Regions from separate parts of the Homo sapiens genome. Here region 1 is linked to region 2. Evidence: read pairs that join two places in POLR2A ChIA-PET (ENCODE). Cell type or tissue: PC-9. All regions are shown on one strand.

Region 1 (2,500 bases), 170 kb before region 2:
CTGCATAGTGAGCCTCTGGTTGTAGCCAACTCCTGTACTCAGTCTCTTTAACAGATCGTGCTGGTTTATGCCTTAAGGCTGTTGCCTCGAACACTTTCTGTGATTCTCTCCTCCATCCTGAAAGACACCTTCTCATATTTCGAGCTATATATTCCACCTTCTAGAAAACTTTCCGATCTCTCTCCATCCTCTTTTGTGCCTCCACTGTCCCCTATACCATCTTCTACAATAACACTTGCAAAATCATATTACACTAATTGGGTCACATATTTGACTGCCTCTATAATATGTAAGCTTTTTGAAGAGAAGAACTTTATAATATTCATCCTGGCATCCCTAGAGCCCAGTTTGATTTATGGTATGCCCTTAACTGATGTTTACTGACATCAAAACAGCTTTAAAAGTTGATACCTAGATGAATAAACTTTTATTTTTTCAGTCAATTACTTCGGTATGCAAAAAGTAGCCAAATTATGAGAGGGGAGTATGGCTAAGTACAGTGACTACAAAGAGGTTTCAGCTCAAAGTCCAATTCTCATCAATTCCAAATGACTGACAAGGAAACAAGCTTGAGAGACAGGGAGGCTCAATCCAGGCTCAGAAGAATGAGTGCAATGATCGACTAGCGCTTCCTGTCATATTAATGCCTAATATTTGCTCTCCCTCATATTATGTAAGTATTCAATAAGCAAGCCTTTTTGATTAAATATTCAATGAGTATTTTTGAATACTTGTGCACATGACTGAATCAGTGTCTGTATTCAAAGCATATATTCATTAGGAACACCATGCTAAAAATGGCAAAACATTTCTGCTGGTGCTGCCATAGAATTTTTAAAATGTATATTTAGTTTCATAATAGTCCTAATTTTAGCATATTCTGTCTGGTTGGTACAATTAATAATATTTTTAAAAACATTTTAAAACTTTTTAATCTGTATTTTGATGGACTTGGAAATCTAAAATAGTCATTGCATTACCTTCAAAATACTTGATGAAGAATTAAATTATTGCTACCTAATATAACTGTGTATGTCATGTCTTCTGGCAAACTAGCAATATTGAGTTTGAAAGGCAAATGAAAATCTTATCCCGATGTTTGGACTAAGTTGTTTTTAAGGAACAACTTACTTTATCTGCAAAGCAGATTTAAGTAAACGCAATCTGTAAAATTTTCTTTTAGAAACTACTCTCTTGTTCCACATCATCAAATTAGAATGTTTCATTATAATTTTATCTGAACTCTATATGCTCTAGTGCTGCTCTGCAAATGAGTCAGAGGAGAACTATTCCCAGTTTGCAGCCAATTCTCCAGAGAAGCAAAGGAAAAAAGAAACAACTGCCTTTTAAGGAAATCAAACCTGTTTCTAGTGATAAACCCCTTTCCATTTCTATTTGAACATAGTCTCAACAACCAACGAACAGAATACTATGAAATAATGTGTAAAATACATTACCTATTGGATGAACCACTTAGCCAAACACATCTGTAGGTTTGTTTAATGTTTTTCATATACCATAATCTATTACATATAAACAAATTATATAAATATACACACCTGGGTACATGTGAAATGATAAAATAACTTTTTTCAGCAAACATTAAGACATCTGGTTTCAGTTTGGAATTATATGTTGGCAAACATTGTTTAAAAAATGGATTTTTTAAAGTTTAAAAAAAGAACTTTCAGTTTCTAGAAAGTTTTTATAATGTGGAATTTGTATGGCAAAGAATTTGTATAAAAAGCTGAATGGGAAGGATTGCTAAAGGTAAGCTCATGCAGCAGGCACTCTTCACCTACTTTCTCTTCTACCTAACTCAACAATTTGATGGGAAAACTGCCAATTCAGTTTGTACTTCTAACTTTTTTGTTCTTTGAATTTAGAAAGTGACAGAATGTAAAAATTTAGTATATAGGGCCTGCTACTATATATTTAGCTATTTTTCCAATATTTTGCAATCATGTTATTCTCCTTACATTATACCAAAGTATTTCTATCACAAATCTTTTTTATCAGTGTCTCAGAATGGACTAGAGAAATGACTCATGGCATAATAAAAAATCTCTTTTCAAAAGCATAAATGATGATGCCTATTTAGTAACACAAAATCGTTCTTACAGATTGAAATATTGTATTAGCATTGCTGCCTGGAAGTCACATATAATAAGGGACAAACATTCATATATGCACATGTATTTACATAGCATGAAACCACGTTTTGGTTTTGACCAAATTGTTTCTATTTCTAACAGCAAAGCTACAGAAGAAGAATTCAAAAATTAAAAAGCTGGATTTTCATCTATTGAATCACAAAACTCTGACACTATTATTCATTGAAGAGATTACCATGGTTGAATTCTCTGAATTTAAGGTGAGTTTCTTTTGTTTGTTTCTTTTTTGTTGTTTGTTTCTTTGTTTTTTTTGTTTGTTGGTTGGTTTGTTTTCTGTTCGAGATGGAGTTTCACTCTTATTACCCAGGCTAGAGTCCAATGGTGCG
Region 2 (2,500 bases):
TGCAGTGGCATGATCATAGCTCACTGCAGCCTCAAACTCCTAGGCTTAAGCAATCCTCTCACCTCAGCCTCCTGAGTAGCTGAGACTACAAGCATGCATCACCATGCTCAGCTAGTCTTTTTATTTTTGTAGAGACAAGAGTCTCACTATGTTGCCTGGGCTGGTCTCAAACTCCTGGGTTCAAGCAGTCCTCCTGCATTGGCCTCCCAAGGTGTTGGGATTACAGGCGTGAGCTACTGTGCTCAGCTCTTCAGGATTCATAAGGATAAAAGCCACATACCTGATCAGAGCTATTGTCTTCACTTCAGAGGCAGTGCTCTGGAGCAGTGTGCAGTATGGCTTGGAAAAAGGCAGGGGTTGGAAGGACAATATATTGAATCATACTTAATTCCAGGAAATTTTGCTTAGTAGGTTACTTCTTAGCTCCTTAAATAAAATTTTAAATCTTGATTCTTAATGCTGACTTGACTGTCATGGAGCTTTGACTCTTCTTTTTGTTGCTTCCCAGAGACTACAGATATATAATCTTGATCCCACACTTTTCCTTTTGGCCTCATGCCTCATAGCTGGTTCCTGTTGTCTACTGTTGCCACACCACCACTACGTTCTTATGCATTCTTCCTCAAAATACCACTGTAGCTTTAATCCATGTTTACTGAAGATTTGAAATAAGAACTTCTCTGGCATCACCATCCTGGGAATTCTACCATCTACTTTACATTATGGGATTTACCTGGTCCTGAAAGACTATACTGTAGGCTAAATAAGAAAGTATTTCGTCGTAACACATCATTTTAATAGTTTTTTTAAAGTGTTATGATACACAGACCTATCTTTAAATGTTGGCTCTCTTTCATTTACAAATTTTATGACTTTTGGCTTGTCCTCTCTCAGCCTCAGTTTTCTAATCTGTAAAATAGAATAGTACCTGCCCAAGGACACAAAGGTTATTATGAGGATTAAATTAAATGAATATAGTGCTTAGCTCATAGAAAGAACTTATATTTTATTTTCTGATTCTCTTAAAATGTTCCTACTCACGGCATTTTCTGTGGGTTTTTGGGTTTTTTTTTTTTTTTAGGCAGCAGACTGTCCTGGGAAGCTGTTCATCTTCCATTCTTCCTTGCCAACTGCTGAAGCACCAGGGAAGCTCAAAAACAGAGATGACAAAAAACTGGTTAATACAGACAAAGAGAAGGTACTTTGTAACTCTTTGAGTATCCATATGTCAATTATTAAGAGGAGTTAAAGAGGCAGTGTGTTCTTCATGTAAGAAAAAAGGGGAGAAACTAAATCTCATAAATTAAGTCCAGGGCATTGCATATTACAGGAATATTTTGGATTACAGACAACTTAAAATATTTTATATTCCTAGAAAAACCGATGTCTGAAATATGTAAATTAAAATAAGGCCCCAGGCTGGGCGCGGTGGCTCATGCCTGTAATCCCAGCACTTTGGGAGGCCAAGGCAGGTGGATTACGAGGTCAGGAGTTTTACCATGTTAGACAAACTCTTCCCTTGGCGGCAGAGGCCTGAGGCATGAAGCACAGGTGTGGGGTTCTCAAAATATGCCTTCACCTAAAACCTCTGACAGTGTAGCAGTGAGGGGAATGTCTGTGGGAAGGATAAGGCTATGGATATAGGGACCCAACTAGTGGTTACACGGCAACACACAAGTTGCCTCATCTAAGTCTGTAAAGTAAGGGCTGCAGTATCAGCTCCATTAGGATTGATGGAGTATCAAATAAAATTAAACACACAATTATTTCACACAGCACGGACCTGGCACAGACTGGGTGCTCAGCAGGTGGCCACTGCACTGATGATGACCACAGTGTGTTTCTTCAGCCCAGTTCACTTAACGGGAAAATGTCTATTTTTCCATTTTGAAAATTCAATAAGAATTCAATAGAAATTTAAAATTTAAACCAAAAACATTTTGTAATTTTTATTTTTTCTTTTTTTTTGCATCTTTTTTCCAGATACTTTTCCAGCCCCAAACAAATGTCTATGACTCATTGGCCAAGGACTGCGTGGCTCACGGCTGCTCTGTGACACTCTTCCTCTTTCCTAGTCAGTATGTGGACGTGGCCTCGCTGGGGCTGGTTCCTCAGCTCACTGGAGGAACCCTTTACAAATACAACAATTTCCAGGTAAATGCCAGCAATTTGTTCACCTTGGTCTTCTACTCCCATTTTAATTTTGTTGTTTAGATTATAGGTTTAAAAAGCTGTGTTCCCTGGTGGGTAGATGACACATATAAATTCAAGAGCAGATGGAAAACAAAGTATACCGTTGGTCCTTTTTATAAGGAGAGTTCTGCATCTTGGCTTCAACCAACCTCGGATCAAAAATACTCAGAACCAAATATTGCATTATACTGAATATGTACAGACTTTTTTCTTGTCATTATCCCCTATAGGATAACAATTATTTACATAACGTTCACATTGTATTGGGTATTACAAGTAACATAGGCAGGGCACAGTGGCCCAATGC

Evidence for each region. Peaks named below come from ENCODE experiments on the same cell type or tissue, not always from the same donor. Only the 100,000 strongest peaks of a DNase experiment are listed, where the experiment ranks them.
Region 1: POLR2A ChIA-PET joins it to region 2 with 8 read pairs; 2 of 35 experiments call an interaction of 5 or more read pairs at or near these places.

The regions. Positions count from the first base shown.
Region 1 is chr4:118,917,345-118,919,844 of GRCh38, reverse strand. The region is part of intron 1 of SYNPO2 (synaptopodin 2); the gene reads right to left. Among named protein-coding and RNA genes, the nearest start is that of SYNPO2, 30 kb to the right of the region's middle. RefSeq lists an enhancer at 2,141-2,500. In PC-9, no CTCF peak of the experiment used is centred here; a DNase peak (open chromatin) is centred at 1,284; H3K27ac peaks cover 1,554 bases.
Region 2 is chr4:118,743,642-118,746,141 of GRCh38, reverse strand. It overlaps SEC24D (SEC24 homolog D, COPII component), which reads left to right. Exons shown (of 23, transcript NM_014822.4): 14 at 1,082-1,198; 15 at 1,984-2,154. Among named protein-coding and RNA genes, the nearest start is that of METTL14, 60 kb to the right of the region's middle. In PC-9, no CTCF peak of the experiment used is centred here; no DNase peak of the experiment used is centred here.